4 separate regions of the Homo sapiens genome follow, and all the other regions are linked to region 2. The links are chromatin loops, found by intact Hi-C in ENCODE. Cell type or tissue: Caco-2. All regions are shown on one strand. Region 1 overlaps STK24 (serine/threonine kinase 24). Region 2 overlaps STK24 (serine/threonine kinase 24). Region 3 overlaps STK24 (serine/threonine kinase 24). Region 4 has its middle 80 kb from the start of SLC15A1.

Evidence for each region. A loop is a pair of places that touch in the nucleus more often than their neighbours do. Peaks named below come from ENCODE experiments on the same cell type or tissue, not always from the same donor. Only the 100,000 strongest peaks of a DNase experiment are listed, where the experiment ranks them.
Region 1: a loop joins it to region 2, with 2.2 times the contacts of the local background. A loop is called at or near these places in 22 of 110 quality-filtered maps.
Region 3: a loop joins it to region 2, with 2.4 times the contacts of the local background. A loop is called at or near these places in 7 of 110 quality-filtered maps.
Region 4: a loop joins it to region 2, with 4 times the contacts of the local background. A loop is called at or near these places in 2 of 110 quality-filtered maps.

Annotation. Positions count from the first base shown.
Region 1 is chr13:98,555,343-98,560,342 of GRCh38, reverse strand. All of the region lies in intron 1 of STK24 (serine/threonine kinase 24), which reads left to right. Among named protein-coding and RNA genes, the nearest start is that of STK24, 19 kb to the left of the region's middle. In Caco-2, no CTCF peak of the experiment used is centred here; no DNase peak of the experiment used is centred here.
Region 2 is chr13:98,483,034-98,488,033 of GRCh38, reverse strand. The region is part of intron 2 of STK24 (serine/threonine kinase 24); the gene reads left to right. Among named protein-coding and RNA genes, the nearest start is that of FARP1-AS1, 50 kb to the right of the region's middle. RefSeq lists enhancers at 2,777-2,856, 3,257-3,336, 3,397-3,566, 3,003-3,694. In Caco-2, no CTCF peak of the experiment used is centred here; DNase peaks (open chromatin) are centred at 2,963 and 3,443; H3K4me3 peaks cover 181 bases.
Region 3 is chr13:98,539,822-98,544,821 of GRCh38, reverse strand. The region is part of intron 1 of STK24 (serine/threonine kinase 24); the gene reads left to right. Among named protein-coding and RNA genes, the nearest start is that of STK24, 35 kb to the left of the region's middle. In Caco-2, no CTCF peak of the experiment used is centred here; no DNase peak of the experiment used is centred here.
Region 4 is chr13:98,670,196-98,675,195 of GRCh38, reverse strand. It overlaps the pseudogene RN7SL60P. Among named protein-coding and RNA genes, the nearest start is that of SLC15A1, 80 kb to the left of the region's middle. In Caco-2, a CTCF peak has its summit at 2,044; a DNase peak (open chromatin) is centred at 1,885.

The DNA of each region.
Region 1 (5,000 bases), 72 kb before region 2:
GGCAGTAGTCATTGAAATAATACATTCCTTGTATAAAGTTTTCATCCCGTACAAGGTGCATAAGTGGGTCAGGGGCAATATTGAGCCATAGCGTTGAGCAGCGTTGAGTGGATGCTTGGCTGTGCCCAGTGACCCACGAGGACTGGAGCGTCGAGGGGAGGTGTCTGCCTGTTGGCACTGAGACTGTGAGTAGCTGCACATCATTTCAGGGTTTGCTGTCAACCGGCTTCAGATCAGTTTAGATCTCACCTCCAGAGGAGTTGGAAAAACTGCTGGTTTTCGGAGACTTTTGGATTTTGAAAGTTTGGATAAGGGACCTGGACCTTTACTACTACACTTCTATTATTACTGTTTTTTTAAGAGATGGGAGTTCACTATGTTGCCCAGTCTGGACTTGAACTCCTGGGTCAAGTGATCTCTCCTGCCTCAGCCTCGAGTGGCTGCAAAAGCAGGGACTACAGGTGCATGCCACAGTGCCTGGCTTTTTTTTTTTTCCTTTCAGTGATATGAGATATGAGAAGTTAGTGCTCCTGAATTTTGCTGGAACTCATTTGCTTTTTCTCTTTGTTCAGATTTTCAAATTTTTGTTTTGGTATGATTGGTTGTCTTTAGTGATTTAACTTTTGTGAGAAATGGAAACTATTTGGATAGAAGTACACTTTAAGAAAAAGAGGGAGTGTTGTCAGGCTTTGTTGTAAAGATCTTTGCTATTTTACGAAAAATGGTACGTAAGTGTAGACTTTGTGGCCATTTAATCGCATGACAAAAACTAGGAAGGGATTGTATGAGTCCATTTTCATACTGCTATGAAGAAATACCCGAGACTGGGTATTTATAAAGAAAAAGATTTAATGGACTCATAGTTCCACATGGTTGGGGAGGCCTCACAGTCATGGCGGAAGGCAAAAGAAGAGCAAAGTCACGTCTCACATGTCGGCAGGCAAGAGAGCGTGTGCAGGGGAACTGCCCTTTATAAAACCATCAGATCTTGTGAGACTTAGTGTCATGCGAAGAGGATGGGAAAAACCCTCCTGTGATTCGGTTACCTCCCACTGGGTCCCTCCCACAATGCATAGGGATTATGGGAGCTACAATTCAGGATGAGGTTTGGGTGGGGACACAGCCAAACCATATCAGGGATATATTAATACACTTTTTTCTTTTTTTTTGAGACGGAGTTCGCTCTTGTTGCCCAGGCTGGAGTGCAATGGTGCAACCTCCACCTCCTGAGTTCAAGAGATTGTTCTGCCCTCAGCCTCCTGAATAGCTGGGATTATAGGCATGTGCCTCCATGCCTGGCTAATTTTGTATTTTTTTTTTTTTTTTTTTTTTTTTTTTTTAGTAGAGACAGGGTTTCTCCACGTTGGTCAGGCTGGTCTCGAACCCCCAACCTCAGGTGATCCGCCTGCCTCAGCCTCCTAAAGTGCTGGGATTACAGGCGTGAGCCACCGTGCCCAGCCTAGGGATATATTAATATTTTTATTGTAATTTACTTCTGTGGTCACCATTGTTTGATGCAAAAAGAAGCACAGTTTTTCAATTGTAAGAAATAAAGTTTAAAATATGTGGACTGTTCCCAAATACATTCCCGATTTCACTTGTAACTTTGTTGGTTAGTCGCCTGCATATTTTCGTATAGAAAGGAGTTTGGAAATAGCAGTTAAGTTGTGAGGCTAGGCTAGAAAAGCCTTTTACTCCAAAGTCTATGTAAACTATAATCTTAAGAGTTAAGTTCCTGGTTCTGAAGGCAGGAAGCTAGTTGGCATAAGAGAGTTGGAGGAGGAGGAGGAGTTTTCTTTATGTTTCTGGGTGCAGGTTTCTGAGTTAGTTTAGGTTGGTCTTTGGGGCTGTGCCAGGCCTGGCTGTGCCCTGCAGTACCCCCTTCTCCATTGTAGTGCCCTCCTGGTGTTGTACCGCTCTGGTGTTTACTGCATTCCTCTTTGCTGCACCCCCTCTAGTGGGTTCAGTAGTTCCCATGAAAACAGGATTCCTCCTGTCAAAATTGCTCAGCTGGATGCTGGGAAAGTATTCCTAATAGTTCATAAAACCGGTAGGCCTTCTTAATTATGGGAAGAAAGATGTGTGTTGATCTGAATAGATATCTAATAGGTGGTATATCAGCCAATGTGTAAGGCATAGGAGATGGTGTTTAGAGTTGAAGAGGGATCTGTCATACGTCTGGTGCAGTGCTGGCATTGGGATTAGATGACTAACAGCTCCGTCTTCAAGGAGCTTATGGCCCAGTAGCAGAGGCACATGTGTCGCATACATTTCAATGGGAAAAAATGCATTTATGGAAGTATAAGGCTCAGAAGTAGCGCAGAGGAGGGGGTAATTAAGTATCTAGACCTAGCCGGCTGAAGATTAATAAAGGAAACAATGGCTGAGCTCTGTTCTAGAAGAATTTCTTTTAAAGGCAGAGGGCATCCAGACAGATTAGAATGTTCAAAAGCATGGTGTCTTTAAATGGCACAGAGTGTTTGGAAAAATACAAGGAATCCAATTCTGCCGGACTTAAGGGGAAAGGAAAGAGAACAAGACACATATGTTGAAGAAGGTAGTCCAGGACCAGATCATATCAGGTCCTAAAATAAGTGCTCCCAGACTACCTTGTCATTATCACCCATGGGACCATGCTGAGTGGTTTGGGCTTTAGCCTATTAGGTGATGTGACATTTCTGGGAAATTTGAATTGGCAGAATGAGACCCATTTTGGGCGTTGACAGTTTGGTGGTTAGACTGGAAAGGAAGGAGGCTGGTCCCCCAGCTAGGTCTCATTGCGGTTTCCCAGGTAAAAGCTGATGCCAGATCGAACTGTGCCACCAGTGGGTGGGGAGGAGGAGGGATTTGAGGGAGGGAGCTGTGGGGGTGAGCGGGGCAGGCTTCAGTGATGATGGTGATGGAGGGAGGGAGGTGCCCTGGGGCGAATGAACGCACCCACGCACCCAAGTCCTTGGGGCTGATGACTAGCATGGAAGATGAAGATCCTATGTAGATAAGGAATTCTGTTTCAGATGAGTGGATTGTGGGCAGAGGAAATGAACAGGCAGTTAGAAATATGGGTCTGGAGCTGGTGGAAGAGTTCAGGCTAGAGACTGAGTCTGGTGACTGATTAATTAGGTCATTTGTGCTAGCAACATGGGACGGCTGTTATCACTATACAGAGGGTGATTGAAGAGGGAGTAGCCTGTGTTTCAGATCCCAGACTTCATCACACTTGGCTACTCCACCTAGCTTTACCTGCTAGGCAAAGCAGGTTCTGCTCTGAATGTGAGCCCCAGAGTGTCCACACGGCAGCAGCATTGGCTCAGGTGGATGGATGGGGTGCGAGGTGCTGTGGGTGGCTGATCACCAGTGGGAACAGTGTGTCAGCTGGTCGTAAGTCAAGAGTAGCTTGTAATTTCTTAGACGACAGGAGTTCCTTTTAACAAATTTATTAGACAAATCATGTGTCTGAGCTCCACATACCTAATATATACATCATTTTGACCCTGCATCTCTTGTCCAGTTTAGTGGTGGTCACTTCCGAAGTGGGTCCTAAAGTAGTTTTCCAGTGAGTTGCATAGCAGAATTTAAGGCTGTTTAAACAGCCTCAGTCTTGGTTGCACCTGCAAAAATCGGGTAGAAGCCTCTAGGTGAGTTAAACCCAGCAGACTTTCATTTTAACCCAGGTGGGTGATTCTGGGCTTCCAGTGGTGCTGCTTTTACCATCCCTGGTTTGATGTGGCCCAGGGTGGCTGGCATGACCCTGGCTGGTGTTGTTACTCACCATTGGGGCACATACTCATTGTGTTACAGTGATTTTTTTGTTGTTGTTGTTTTTCAGTTGTAGGCAAAAGAACAACAACCTCAACTAGTTTAAGCAAAAAGAAGAAGGGGAGATTCATCTGCTCACAGCACTGAAAGGGCTGCAGTGGGCTTGACTTCCAGTACAGTGGAACGTGAGGGCTTACTTCTTAGGCAGGTGTGCCCCAGCCGATGATAAAGGCGGCTGCCCGCAGCACCCAGCCTTAATGATGTGATCCTGGGGGACAAAGAGCACCTCTTTTTCAGTAGCTCTAGCACAAGTTCTTAGGCAATGCTGAGCGTCCTAGCATAGTCCTTAACCCTGGACTGATCCCTGTGGCAAGAGGAGTGGGGCTCTGGCCAATCCATGCCCCCTGCCAGCCCTGTTGGGGAATCCAGGCCATGCGACTGACAATTCCCCGGGGAAGGAGGAGAAGTCAGGAAAGATAGAGTTCTTCCTGAAGTGGGTCCTGAGTATGGGACCGAATTTCTTATCCGGGCATTTCGTCAGGTATATGCTGATAAAAGACCTTATCTAGAGAAAGGAAGACATTTACATAAGACAGGGAGGCTGGTAGCCCGCACGGTGGCTCACGCCTGTAATCCCAGCACTTTGAGAGGCCGAGGCGGGTGGATCACAAGGTCAGGAGATTGAGACCATCCTGGCTAACATGGTGAAACCCCATCTTTACTAAAAATACAAAAAAAATTAACCGGGTGTGGTGGCGGGCACCTGTAGTCCCAGCTACTCGGGAGGCTGAGGCAGGAGAATGGCGTGAACCCAGGAGGCGGAGCTTGCAGTGAGCGGAGATTGCGCCACTGCACTCCAGTCTGGGTGACTGAGCAAGACTCCATCTCAAAAAAAAAAAAAAAAAGACAGGGAGGCTGATATGTGTAGGACGTTTTTAATTGGTTAAAACCAATCAGGAGTTTTCTGTTGAGAGTGAGGTTTTTATTTATTTATATATTTTTTTTATTGAGACGGAGTCTCACTCTGTCGCCCAGGCTGGAGTGCAGTGGTGCGATCTCGGCTCACTGCAAGCTCCGCCTCCCGGGTTCATGCCGTTCTGCTGCCTCAGCCTCCCGAGTAGCTGGGACTACAGGCGCCCGCCACCATGCCTGGCTAATTTTTTGTTTTTAGTAGAGATGGGGTTTCACCGTATTAGCCAGGATGGTCTCAGTCTCCTGACCTCGTGATCTGCCTGCCTCGGCCT
Region 2 (5,000 bases):
TCGTGGGTGTGTGGGAGAGGGAAGCACAATTCAGTCCATAAAAATGACCAAAAAATAATAATAAAATAAAACTTGATGACACTGTGGCATGGGAAAGGGGGAAATTAGCACCCTCAGACACTGCTGAGGCCATATATGGGACAGCCTCTTTGGAGGGTCACTTGTCAGTATCTGTTAAAAATTCAGATGGAGTCCCTTCACCCAGCAGGTCTGCTTCCAGGACCCAGCAAAACTGACAAATGTACAGCTCTTCCTTGACACCTGGGCCGTCAGAGCGAAAAATGGAAACAATGTGAGCTCAATAAGGCATGGGCTAATTATGGTTAAAAAAATGAGGAAGTCCTTTACATATGGACTGCTCTTTAAGAAACTTTAGGTAAAAAGCAAGGTAAACAACAGTGTGTGTAGAATGCCACCGTTTGGGTAAAAGGGGGGTAAAGTTTTGTAGGTATTTGCTCGTATGTGCATAACTATTTTTCTCTGAGGTTACATTAGATGTCGTGATGACTTGCTGGGGCAGGGACGGTTGGTTTGCTGGGTAATGGGGGCCCAGGGTGGGAGGGAGACTTCTCACTGTATATACTTTGGCACCTTTTAAATTTTCACTCCAGAATTTATTAATTAAATGAATACTTTTATTTCCCTGATGAGAAAATTGTATCACGAGGTCATTCATAACTTAGGTTATTTGAGGTTGTTGAAAAAACATGAAATTATTTCGATTAAAGTCATCATTGTGTTGAGAAGCCTGCTGGTTTATTTTTCTTGGGGAATGAGTGCCTCAGAAGTCATGGTTTGGAAGGTTTTATGAGGACAGTGGTTCCACATCTGCAGGACAGAGCTGGGTCCTTCCCGGAGAACAGGCTGCCACTCAGACGCTCCTGCCATGAGGCCTCTGGTGCAGAATACGTGAATCATTGTACCAGGCTTCATTTTGCTTAGAAACTACTTAGAATTGTTAATTGGGCCCTTTTGGTTTTACCAGGTTATTCAGAGGCATTTCTGGGTGATGATGTTGATAAAGCTGATAGCACTTTGCATCTGTTGAGCACCATGAATTTTGCCAAGTGCTTTCCCACTCATGATCTCATTTAATTGTCACTTGGAACTGTGAGGTTGGAAGCACCGATCTGATTCCCATCTTGTTGTGGATGAAGAATTTAGAGGGTTTAAATGACTTGCCTGATGTCTCCTGGTAAGAGCTGGTCTTCCTGCTGCAGGAGTTTCAGTGTGTAAGCCAAGACGAGGAAGAATGGCTGAACGGTGCTTCTGGTCAGGAACCATGTCAGATTTGTCAGCGTCCATCGTGGGTGTAGTTCAGCGGTTCTCTGTTGGGTGATTTTGCCCTCTGGGGGACACTGACGATGTTTGGAGACATTTTCAGTTATCAGAACCTGGGGTGTGTCACCGGCATCTAGTGGACAGAGCCAGGGGTGCTGCTGAACACCCTGCAGTGCATGGGGGAGGCCTGCAGCAGAGCTGAGCAGCTCCAAAAGTCAGTGCTGGGGTGGAGGATCCCTGGTGTGGCTGTGAAGGAGAGCCTTGCCTGCAGCCCCCAAAGCTTGTCTCTTGCTTTCCCAAGCTTATCCGTGTGTTCACCTTTGAAGGTTTCTTCCTTAGGATTGGTAGTGGTAGAAACGATTCTTTGGGATCTCATTGGAGGCACATTTCAGGGCCCTCTTCTGGCGCCCATGTTGACTGTCTGTTGTCCTACCTTCCCAGTGCAGTGCTGCAGGGGTGTGGCGCGAGTGCGGCCCACATGTATGGGCACCAGAAGACTGAGACCCGGCCTTCACTCTGTCCCCTTTTTCTTTCTTTTTTTTTTTTTTAATACTTTTAAGTTCTGGGGTACATGTGCAGAACGTGCAGGTTTATTACATAGGTATAGATGTGCCATGGTGGTTTGCCGCACCCATCAAACCGTCATCTACATTGGGTATTTCTCCTAATGCTGTCCCTCCCCTAGCCCACCACCCTCCGACAGGCCCCAGTGTGTGATGTTCCCCTCCCCGAGTCCATGTGTTCCTGTCCCTGCTCCTCTTCCGCTTCCTCCCATTTCTGTGGGAAGGAGGGGAAAGCTGCTGTCTTAGTGGCTGGCGTTGGGTGTTAGGGTCCTCCTCCATTAATGGCTGGTGCATAGAGCACAGGAAGAGAGCCCCAGAAGTGCCAGGCGGTGGTGCAGCTGCTGCCTGTGTCTAGCGGGCTCCATCCGGTCCCCCGGGCCGACCTTCAGCGGCTGGAATGCTTGCAAACCTGAAACCGCCTTCGCAAAATGATGACTGAGACTAAAGAGATCGAACTTAACTGACTCCATCTTTCTAACCTCCAAGCTGTCCTTGTTCATTCCTGGGCACAGGCTGACTTAACTTTGGGAGAAACTTACAGTTTAAACAAAGGCGGTAACAGCCCTTTGCCAAAGCAGACCTCCTTCTTGCCTGGGGACTAGATTGCTTTTGTAGGACTAACATTAGCCACAAGATTAGAAATTATGGCTTAGGAGTCAGGCAGCTTGGGGCTACAAGATTCTGAGCCTCTCTAAACTGCTCCTAAGATCAGTGCCTGAGATATTTTGCAGGCCCTGCACTTGATGGATCAGCTGGCCCCACTCAGATCAATAAACTGGTTCATCTGATCTTGTGGCCCCCACCCAGGAACTGACTGAGCACAAGAAGACAGCTTTGATTCCCCGTGATTTCATCTCTTACCAATCAGCACTTCTGGCTCACTGGCTTCCCCTACCCCACCAGCTTATCCTTAAAAATTCTCCCCGAATGCTCGGAGAGACTGATTTCAGTAATAATAAAACTCTGGTCTCCTGCACAGCTGGCTCTGCGTGAATTACTCTTTCTCAACTGCAGTTCCCCTGTCTTGATGAGTCGGCTCTGTCTAGGCAGCGGGCAAGGTGAACCCACTGGGCGGTGACACACCCAATGAGGTTGAAAAGCAGGTTCCACCCAGAGTGGAGCTTTTCCTGATGCAATATCCCACCCCCTGGTTGTTGGTGCTGGTGTGTGAGTCACAGGCCCAGCCCGGGTATTTGAGACGCAGTGACCTCAATAAGGACTTGAGCTGGTTTCCTGAGTGCCCTCTGGTGAGCCTTGTGTCTGGGTAGCCTTGCCACCCAGCGCGTCTGCTACCAGGAATGAGTTGGAGGGAAGCGGGAAGGCTGTGTTATTTCTCCATCTTCCTCTCCAGGAAGGAGGCGGCCTTGGTCCTGAGGCGGGGTTTGCTCTGGGTAGAGAGCTCTGGATGTTCTGTTGTTGCTTGCACGTCCCCAGAAGGATCAGGGCGACACAGAAAACTTGGTTGAGGTGTCTTGCTAGGGCTCCTTAAAAGGAGAAGGTAGCCAGGTGAAACTTATCTTGTTTGCTTGGCAAGTGGTGACGTACCTTCGTGGTCAGATTGAGAGAGCAGCGAACTGAGGAGGGCGGAGCTTTGGAAGTGCAGAAGGACGAGGGGGTGGTCACTTGTGCCTTGCTGCTCCAGGAAGCTGCCTGGTGACCCTCAGTCCCCTAAGTCAGCAAAAGATTGTTTCCCAGGGTGTCATATTGCACAGCTGGCTACAGTGGGAGAAGAGGCGGGGAGATTACCTCCCTGCTGGGAGCTCCCCTTGCTGTGAGCAGACTTAATGCCCAGAAAATAGAAGGGATGGGAGCCAGTGAAACCAGTTAAACAGCAGCTGTTAAAAAGGGAGTGGGAGTAGAAACGTCAGAGTTCCCAGCTCTCTTAGGGAAAAGCGATTTAGATTTCCTTTGCCATCTAGAAAGATACTGGTGTTTTCCTGGAAGAGCTTACTGTGGCATACCCATTCCCCAGGAGCAAGCATTGTGGAAGCCTGCAGGCGAGCGTGTGTGTGAGATGAAGGTGTGCTGAAGGACACTCTTGATGATGGAAGCTTCCCTGAAATCAGAACCTGGGATCACCAAGCCTCCTCAAGGCAGGTGCCCGTGACTGGATGGTTATTGAATGAGCGACATGCCTGTCCCTCTGAGTTGGGTGTCAGACACATCATTCGAGGTTTCCGCACTTGTCCGGTCAAGACTGAAGTTGTCTTTATTATCTTAGCAGTCAAGGGCATTTAAACGCTTGAAAAGCATTCAACATACATTAAAACTTGGGCTGTTTATTTGGACTGTCTTAGAATCAACTCCAGATGGCAGGATTTAGTTTGAATTGTGAGAGGAATGTATTTTATAAATGCAGTGCATCTTACCGTTAGCGCCTCCCTAGAGTCAACACGAGTTACTCTTCCTTGGTCACAGGGTCCACAGTTAACATTTACTGAGCTCGAGCACACCAGCGCTGTCCCTGAGCACTTGAGTTTGCTGTTAAGTGGAAAATGCAGAGAAGTAAACCTGAAATGAAAATCAGAGCAATAGATAATAAAAGTAAAGTTTGCCCAGGGCGTGGGGAGGGAAGACAAGTGAAGCATTTTCCTGACTTGCGGAACCTCCAAAAGCAAAAAGGCCTGGGAAGTTGGGGCGTGTTCTCAAAGGGTGAGCTCACTTGGAGTCAGCGCAGTGAGACCTGGAGTCAGGGGCGAACTGAGGGGTCTTCCTTGGGTGTTCTAAGAGCCGGACTCAGTGCTCTCCCAAAGGGACCAAAGAGCCTTAAAAAAGGTTTCTTCTTTTTTTTTCCTCCATGTGTGCAAAAGCCACCACCGAGTCCTGAGTCAGCAGCGGAGCAGGCTGACGTCTGAACCCCGTGAACCCACTGTGAACCCAAACTCTGGCGGTGGCGTCCCGTGCCAGCCATGGGTTCTTGGCTGCTCGCCGTGGCCAGGCTCTTGGCCAAGGCCTCGTGCAGAAGCTCAGGAGACAGCTGCCCGGGCCCCTAGGTCGTGAAGTGGGAGTCGGGATCCAGACCCTGCCCAGGCTGCCCCGTGCCCTGCACTGCCTGGCTCCCCAAGGAGGGCGGACAGGTTTGCGGGCTTGTTTTCCAGGGAGTAGCACTTTGGGATTTGTGGTTTTAAAAAGAGAACTCTGCAAGTCATGAGGGCT
Region 3 (5,000 bases), 57 kb before region 2:
TTGGAGACTTAAAAGGTGCTCCGAATTGTCTGTAATTTCTTTGAGAGTTGAGAGTATTTTTCTGAAATGTTTCCCCTCTCCCTTGGGAATTCGGAAATATTTTCCTTTTGCTTGTTTTCTTTTTCACCACTGTCTTTCCTTGTAGAGGCGTCTCCGCATGCCTCGGTGTGGATTCTTTGGCTTAGGAGGGGACCTGCCATGTACCCTGGCCTCAGGTCGGCTTGGAGGGTGGGGAGCATTGCCTCCTGGGGCGGGCGGCTCTGTCCTCTCCTCTCCGGCCTGCCCTGCCTTCTGCCGGCTGGCTGTGCCTCTGCCTGCTCTACCCGGCGGGATGAGATACTCCAGGGGGGCTGCGCCACTCCCAGTAGGGCCCTTGCTTCCCAGATGCAGGGTCAGGGCCCAGTTGCCTGGGGCCCACAGTGCAAAGCTGGCCTCTCTTCCAGGAAACCTTCCTGGTTAGGGAAGTGGAGATGCCCTCGTGGGCCAGGCCTGCTGGGGACTTCTGTGTCTGCAGTTGGGCCACGGGAACGTACCTGCCACCTCAGTTTCAGAGCCTCCTGCCCCTGTGCTGGCCTAAGGTCCTGCTGTGTTCTCAGTTGTCGCCTCAGCCTGGGGCAGAGGTCATTGTGCCCGGCAGGTAGTCTTTGTCATCTGTGGGTTCAGGTGAGAGTAGTTCCTAGTTTTATTGCAGATGGACTTTTCTTCTCACTCTCCTTCCTTTATTAACTTCAGCGTGGGCCACAGCAGCCTAACGTAAATGCACCTTTCATTTAATGGCTTTTACTAGAAGCCTCTTCATAGCTATTTTTAAACCTGAGGTCCACTAACATGACTCCAAATTAGAGCCAGGATACTCACACTTGCCAATTTACATTGTGTGCTGTTCTTATGAAGCCTAGGATCAAAAAAGACCCAGAAGTAAAATCAAGTTTCTTTTGTATAGCATGTGGTTTATGCGTGTGGGTGACCGAGTCTGCCGGATACTGAGTCGTGGATGGCAGCTTCTGGCGGTGATCCGTTCAATAGAAGCCATTGATGACCGGCACCGCATCTGCAGGCTTCACCCTCGGGGCGGCTGGCAGCTCCTCTCTTGCAGTCGAGGGGTGTCCTGCGTCCTACCATAGTTCAGCACCATCCTTGGGGGCCACTTGGGAGTAGAGGGCTTCCGGGCCCCAGTGCGGGGTCTCCTGTTGCTGCCTCCCCTCTCTCTGTATTCTCTGTCTCTCTGCAGCGATCAGACCCGCGTCTTCGGGTCCGCGCCCACCCTGGCCTCACCTGCTGCTTCTCAGCTGCTGTTGATGGAGACCAGCTGTTTGACCTTTCGTAGTGTGTGCCTTTATTACGCACCAGAATGTTCTGAGAGCAGGACTGAGGCCCCACTCTGAGAGGTGCAGTTTGGGCAGACCGGGAATTTGGGGCAGCTGTGTTTGTGCTTGGAGACCTTTTTTGCTTGGTGCTTCTGGAGGGTCGAGGTTTCTCAAATCTGAGTGCCGAATCAAAGTTGAGTTGTACTGAGAGAGCCGCAGTTAAGTAAATGTATGCAGACTTCCTGTCAGGTCCAGCCGCGGGAGCACATTGGTTGAATTATTCATTTGGTTTGCCCTTCAAGTGTTTAGTTCTCTTTTTTTGGGGAAAAAAACAACTCTGTGGGGACACTTGGATAGAGAGGATTTTCCCGAAGCTGTAAACTTTGGAGGATGGCATGACTGGTCTCCTCCCAGCCGGAGCGGAGCTGCGGCCTCTCCCCCCTCCCTTGGCCTTTGCTGGCACCTGTAAGCCCCCGGAGGCTTCAGTCTTTGGGCCTTCCAGGTCCACGCTAGCTGGCTGCTGTTTTCTGCTACAGGAAGTGGTGGATCTGAGACTTGGTACTCCGTCCCATCGTCTCCACAAATACACCCGTTCCTGTCAGGCCGCGTGTTCTGGTGTTGTTTGGAAATGAGGGGGTCTAGATTTCAACTGACCTCTTACGGACATACAGGGTAAGCGTTGGTACTTGGACGTGTAGATGGAGAAAGTAGAGTAAAAGACAAACGCATAGAAAGTAGATTGCACCATCAGCCTTTCTAGGGCTGTGGGCTGCTTTGCTTCCCGTCACTTTCACTCCAGGAACAAGGGACTAATATGGAAAGGAACCTAGGAACCGGGAAACCCGAGCATTTATTAGGCTCAGCTGTATGATTTTTAATGTGTGTTTCTTTATCTGAAGTGCATGAACTACCTTGTAGGCTGTTTCTTGGGTCTAGGAAGCCATTTATATTTATATGCTGGTTTCCTGAAAAACACAGAGTGCTCTGTGAGTATGAGGGGTTACTGTGTTGTCACTTGAGTTGACCCTGGAGTTTGAGGCTGGCCCTGTTCTGGTTACCATCAGTAAAAGGCAGAGCTGGGAGGAAGTTGGAACCTACCAATTGGCCGTTTTTTTTGTTGTTGTTGTTGTTGTTTGTGCATAGGATGAATGTATTGTTTTTGTCAGTCCTTTTTACCTTAACAGACGAGAGAGTTGGCTGGAATGGTCCCTACTCAGCAATATTTATTTAGGTTTGCACACCTTCCAAAACGTTGCTTATTTAAGTCCCATTTACAATGCTTTAAAATGGCTGACATATCAGTCAGCGCTAGGGTCGGTGGAGTGTGATGTCAAGAAAGTATTAAATCATGAGAGCTGATTACCATGTCCAGAAAATAACGCAGTCTTGTAAATAACCTTTGTCTTCAGGTCGGGATAAGAAATGAGTTATAAACGGCCCATGGTTAAAGTCCTAGTGGACCCTTGGAGAACAGCGGGTGGAGATGGAACGAGCTTTGACTCACTTGTGTTCTGTGTCCTTTGATCTGTGCCAAGGAAGAGATTGCTTTGAAATGCACGATTTTATTTTCTCAACTAAATATTGTAGCAGCAGTAATGGAGTAGTGAGTGGAAAAGTATTGCTCACTCTATTCCACATTTCCCGGAATTTATGTGATACACCCTGCTAACCCCCGGGCTTCAGTAATACCAGTGCGTGCTGTTTAGATGTGCAGATAAAATACACTTCCTCATGGTAAAAGGGTAAAGTGTCATGGATGAGGGCACAGGCTGTTGAGACAAACTGGTTCAAATCTTTCCTACAGTTCATCTCACCTTTGTGTTCTGGTTTCCTTATCTTTGAAGAGATGGGGATTACATGATTTAATTCTGTAGGGACAGCATCTGGTACATTTATTACATTGGCAGCTTCTAAGTCAAAAATAAGAAATATCTCTTGAAAGAATTTAAAAGTTTATTGTAAATTAGGTTATAATTTTCCTGAACCCTCCCACTTTCTGGCTCTGATGCTGACATCATGGTCTCTTTGCTCACAACCTCAAAAGTTTTCATAATACTGCCATTAGGAAAACACTGTTTCCTTTGAACATCTGAACAAACTGCCCTTCATAGTTGGTCGGGATGCAGCTGAAAGTGTTGGGTCCTGATTTTGATCAGCTTGAAGCTGTTCCCAGACCAAACTGAGGGTCAGGCTGCTATTTCTCGGGCCCAATAATGAGATGCAGATGAACTGGAGAGGAAGAGCGTTTTTATTTCCTGCAGCCGGTTACAGGGAGAAGGCCTGGAAATTATCCCCGGACCAACTCAAAATTACAAAGTTTTCCAGAGCTTATATACCTTCTAAGCTATATATTCTTGTATGTAAGTGTGCAGCTAAAGACATTAGTGAGCAACTTCTCTTAGTCTATAACTAAGGTCTGAGTCCTGAAGACCTTCCTCTGGAGCCTCAGTAGATTTACTTAATCTAAATGCGTCCAGGTGCTGGGGTAGATAACCCTTATTTTGTCTCCTGCTAAATCACAGAGGTTTGGGGAGTTCCTTCAGATGCCCAATAACCTTGTCTGTGGAGGCCTGGGGAGCTTCTTCAGACTCCTAGTAAAACTTATTTAATCTTAAATGGGTCCTGTTAAGAATTCTTTGGTTATTTTGTCATGCTTTAAGGCCCAGGAAAGGCCTAGGCAAAACTCTTGGTGGGCTTTTGTTATATTCCAGCTTTGTATAAGGGCAATGGCTTTTTTTTTTTTTTTTTTTTGCTTTTAATATTTAGCTTAACCACTCAGTACTGAAACAGTTGTTATAGAGGCCTGTGTGAGAGAGACTTGGCCTGCCACCAAGCTTCATGGACACGTTGTCAGCTTTGTGGCCTGCACTGGTCATTGGTTTTGGGGATCAGTTAGGTGGAGGAGTAGACAGGAATGTGAAGTTTAGGTAAATCATGAAACTGTGAACAATACTTAGCTTTTTTTGGTTTTGTTTTCAAAAGTCCTTCATCCACTGGGCATTTCAGCTCTCACTTGTGCCAGGCATTTTACTAGATGCTGGGGCAAGATGAACTGAAGGAAGTCTTTGCCCTTAAGGATCTCACAGTCATTTGTGAGAGACAGAAGTCTAAAGGTATGTAATGTGTAGTTTTTCTTTGAAACAGCTTTATTGATACATATTTTACATACCATAAAATTCATTTCAGGTGTAAAATGCAGTGAGTTTTAGTAATTTTACTGAATGGTGCAGCTAGCATCAATCAGAGCAGAACATTTCATCCCCAGTAAGATTCCTCATCGTCATTCACAGGTGATCTCTGTTCCCACCCTAGCCTTGGACAATTCTGCATCTACTTTGTAGCTCTATAAATTTGCCTTTTCTGGACATTTCATGTAAGTCGATCACACAGTATGTGTTCCTTTGTGACTGGCTGCTTTTGCTTAGCATGACGTTCTTGGGGCTCGCAACGCAGCTTGTGTCTGTTGTTCATTCCTTTTGCAGCAGAATCGTATTCTGTTGTTTGGATGGGCCACCTGTTTGTTGTCTGTTTACTCTCCAGCTGGTGGACATTTAGGCCGTTTGCACTGGCGGTTACTGTGAATCATGTCGCTGTGAACATCTGTGTGTGTGTCTGCGTGGACTTGTGTGTCCTGTTCTCTTGGGAATGGAGTTGCTGGGTTAGAGGGTAGGTTTTTTGTTTCCCCTTGGAGAC
Region 4 (5,000 bases), 190 kb before region 2:
AGATGTCTACAGAGGGTTTTGAGCCTAGAAGTCACGTGACTGCTGTGTGGCAGGACCCCTCTAGCTACTGTCTTAAGAATAAAGTGATCTGGGCGTGGTGGCGCGTCTGTAGTCCCAGCCACTTGGGTACTTGGGAGGCTGAGGCAGGTGGATTACTTGGAGCCTAGAAGTTGGAGACCAGCCTGGGAAACATAGGGAGACCGCATCTCTACAAAAAATTTAAACATTAGCCAGGTATGGTGGCACACATCTGTGATCCCAGCTCCTCAGGAAGCTGAGGTAGGAGGATTCCTTGAGCCAAGGAGTTCGGAGCAGTGGTGAGCCACGATCGCACCACTGCACTCCAGCCTGGGCGACAGAGCGAGACTCCGTCTCAAAAAAAAAAAAAAAAAAAAAAAGAATAAACTGAAAGGGGCCAAGTGTCCATGCAGGTTCCCAAGTGACCTTCCAGGAGGGTGGCTCTGGCTAGGTAGGTGGCAGTGTGGTGGTGAGAAGTGGTGGGATTCTGGATATACTTTGGAGGTTGATGGAGCCAACAGGATTCTCTGACAGATGAAATGTGGGAGACAAGAGAAAGATATTTGCTACTTTCAGCATGGCCTGTTCTAAGGGCTTTGAGCATTTTATTCATTTAATACCCTGAGCAGCCCTTGGAGGTAAGCATATCAGCATCCTCATGCCACAGATGAGGAAACTGAGGCACACTGTGGTTCAATAACTTGCTCGAGATCCTACAACTCTGTAAGTGACAGAGACAAACCCAAGCTTGATGATGGCTTTCCTGTGCCTCTGTTCTCTCGAATTCTGAGAGTGCCTGCACCTTGGGAGGAAGCAGAGAGTCAATGTTTGTTTCCAACAGAGAGGTGACTGCAGTAGTCTGTGATTGAAACAGAAACCACAGTTGGGAAGTAGGAAATCCAAGTTCCCATCTGCCTTCCTGGTTAACTAGTCTAGGTATAGACTTCCAGTCTGTAATCATATCAAGGTGGAATTGCTAAGAAGAGCATGTTTTCTGTCTCTCCCTCTCTCTCTCCCCACCGCCCCTCAGCTCACCTTTATAAATCTGTTATTTGCCTGATGTGTTTCTTCAGAAAGAACTCGAGGACACTTCCAATCCCCTTCACACCTCCACTGTCATAGGAGCAGGGAAGGCCTTGGAGACAGGCAGCCCCATCTGCGACGCAAGGACCTGCGCTGCCTCTCAGGGAATAGCACAGAACGGTGGTGAGAACGGAGGTCGCAGAGTCCAAGATTTGGATTTAAGTCCCTAAGTAGGGAGCTCTTAGGACCTGTGTGATAATGGGCAAGTTCTTAGAATTCTGAGCCTCAGTCCTCTCTCTGAAATATGGGGATAATGGTAGTGTCAATGTCAGAGAGGTGTTGCCAGAATTTGCATTAAGGGGACCGAACAACTGCCCTCGTTGGTCCAGGACTGAGAGGATTCTCAGGACAGTCCTTGGCCAAACAGGATGAGTTGGTCACTTTAATTTAATAAGACAATCTATGTAAAGTGCTTGGACTTGGCTCATTGAAGTGCTCTTAGATGCTCCAATGATAGTATCTCTTCAACAACATTTATTTAGTAAGCACCTACTATGTGTTCAATGCTGTATGATACACTGGGGGTAAAACATAGATAAAGCCCTGCCCTCAAGGAGTTTGCAGGTGTTCACGGAATGCTCAGAGCAAATCCTTGGGGTCCAACCATGACAGGGTTAATAGTGGGGCTGTGTCTAAATGGGAGGACAAAGGTCAGGCACTTCTCTCAGCTGTCCCCAGCAGAAGCCACCAAACAGAGCAGTGACCTCAGTGGCTTCCTGTTTCGAAAACATGGGCGTCTGAGAAGCCGGATGGCCCCAGGGTGTGGTCAAATGACCACAGGTGCTTTGCCAAATGGCTCTGGGCAAGCCCAGCTCCCGGAGCTTTTCTTTAGACTGAGTGAGGTCCGGGCAAACTGTTTGCAAGTTCCCCAGATTGGCCACAAGATGGCAGGAAAGCACATTTGTAGGAAAACATGGCAACAAAAGGCTTTTCTCAATGTCAGAAATTAGGAATTTTTTGTGCGTACACATCAGAAGGCCTGTCCGAAACTGAGTATTTGTATTTCTAGAAGTTTCAATCTTGGGACTGGCCATAGCGGACTTACAGTCTGTCTGGACTCAGGTAGGGATTCCAGCAGGGATCGCAATTCCTCCAGATGGCACCAGACATCTTGTGGAAGCAACGGGCTTTACCTGAATTAGGAGAAATTCAGGAAAGAAATTCACATTGACAAAGCACTTCCTACATGCCAGGGTTTGCATTATTTTACATATGTCCTCATCTATTCATTCATTCAACAAATATTTAGTAAGCATTACTATTTTCTAGGCACGGATGTAGGCCAGATAAACTGACAGAGAGTCTAACGTCAGGTGTGGATAAGTGTCACAAAGCAGAAACAAAGAGAGTAGGGAGGCAGAGAGTAATGAAGGCTGATATTTTAGTCAACTCTGATGAGTATTCTATTAATTTCAGTATTTGAAGAACCTTTTGAAGGACTCCAACCTGGAGGCCCATTGTACAGCAGAATTCAGAGAAATCCTTCTAAAACTATGTTGGGTATTGACCATTTTTGGTTTGGGTTAAAAAACAAAAAACAAAACAAAACAAAAAACTATGTTGGGGTCCCCTTCATCTCACCACTTTGTCACCTCCTGTACCCCATATCATCTTCTTTCTTGACTTAGAAAGAAGACCCTTTTTTTGGTGGGGTACTTTTCTGTAGTGACTTCCTGAGAAAGGTAATAGGGGAGGTAAACTTTTTCTAGGGTCTTGCAGGTCTGAAAATGTTTGAATTCTCCCTTCTCTTTTGCTTGACATTTGACTGTGTATAGAATTCCAGCTGGAGACCATTTTTCCTGGTAATTTTTTTTAAAGAGATGGACCCTCACCATGTTGCCCAGGCTGGCATGCAGTGGCTATGCCCAAGTACGATCCCACTATTGATCAGCATAGGAGTTTTGACCTGCTCCAGTTCCAATCTGGGCCAATTCACCCTTTCCTAGACAATCTGGTGGTCCCCCACCCCCAGGAGGTCACTATATTGATGCTGAACTTAGCGTGGACACCCGATTGGCATAGCACACTACAGCCCAGAACTCCTGAGCTCAAGCGATCCTCCCCCATCAGCCTCCTGAATAGCTGGGACTACAGGCATACACCACCATGCCCAGTGTTCCCCGGCAATTTTGAAAGTATCACTCCACTGTTCCAGCTTTCAATGCTTCAGCTATTGAAAAGCCCAAGGCATTCTGATTGTTATGGATCTTGTGTGTAAGAATGTTTTTCTCTCCAGAAGCTTGTAGAATCATCTGTTGGGTTCTAGAAATTTGAAATTTCATGATGATATATCTGGCATGGGCCCATTTTTAACCATTGTGCTGATGCTCCAGTGGCCCTTTCAAACTGGAAACTCATGTCCTTTGATTGTGGGACATTTTTATGAATTTTTCATTTTTAATTTTCTCCCTTCCACTTCCTCTGTTCTCTCTGGACTCCTGTTATTTAGAGGTTAGTCCTCCTTGACCAGCTCTCTAATTTTCTTATCCTTTCTCTCCTACTTCTTTTTCTCACTTTTTTTTTTTTTTTTTTTTGAGACAGTCTAACTCTATCTTCCAGGCTGGAGTACAGTGGCATGATCTCGGCTCACTGCAAGCTCCACCTCCCAGGTTCAAGCCATTCTCCTGCCTCAGCCTCCCGAGTAGCTGGGATTACAGGTGCTTGCCAACGCACCCAGCTAATTTTTTGTATTTTTAGTAGAGACAGGGTTTCACCATGTTGGCCAAGCTGGTCTCGAACTCCTGACCTTAAGAGATCCACCTGCCTTGGCCTCCCAAAGTGCTGGGATTACAGGTGTGAGCCACCGTGCCCAGCCTCTACTTTGAGATTGCTTCAGCTATGCTCTAAGCTCTCTCATGTATTTTTTACTTCCTTCATCAAGTCTTCAATCCAAAGGGCTTTTTAATTACCTGAATTGTTATTGATTATAGTATCCAGCTTGTACTTCTTGATTACAGTGTCTTCTCTTAGAAGTTTCAGACAGTTGACATACGGATTTTGAAGTTTTTTTACCCTACGTAATCTCTATTTTCCCCAAGTTGCCTTTTTTTCTGATGTGCTTGTTTTTTGGTATGTTTTTCAAATAGCAGATCTCATTCGATGTCTTATGACCCTTGGCTGTCTGCTCTATGTTTAAGAGTAGGGGTAGACAAAGGAATATAAATCATTCTATTATAAGGACACCTGCACACATATGTTCATCGCAGCACTATTCACAATAGCAAAGACAGGGAATCAACCCAAATGCCCATGAATGATACACTGGATAAAGAAAATGTGGTCCATACTGTGAACCCAGAACATCTGAGACAGGCCTCAATTAATTTAGAAAGTTTATTTTGCCAAGGTTGAGGACGCGCCTGTGACGCAGCCTCAGGAGGTCCTGATAACATGCGCCCAAGACGGTCAAGGCACAGCTTGGTTTTATACATTTAGGGAGACATGAGGCATCAATGATATAGGTAAGAAGTACATTGGTTCCATCTGGAAAGGCGGGACAACTTGAAGCGAAGGCAGGAAGACTCGAAGCAGGGAGGGAGCGTCCAGGTCACAGATAAGAGAGGGCATTGTCTTTGGACTAGGGCGCTGTGTCTTAAGTCCCACCGGCTTCTCCATGAGACCCACACAGGCTTTGCCTGAGTTTCGCTCCTGCCTCTGGACGAGGTTACTGTGCTCAGTGGTTTGCCCTTAACAACTCAGGCGTCCCCTTGCGCTTTTAGATTTAGGCCTTAAAAATTAGCATGTAATTATGGAAATCACTCAGTCACTTGATTATGACCTCAAAGGCAGGGCTCTTAGTATCCAAATGAAATATTGGGAATTGAAAAATATATCTTAGAATGAAGCAAATTGCCAAATTCCAGTAAAACTCTGAAGATTGCAGTGCCTTCTATCGGTTT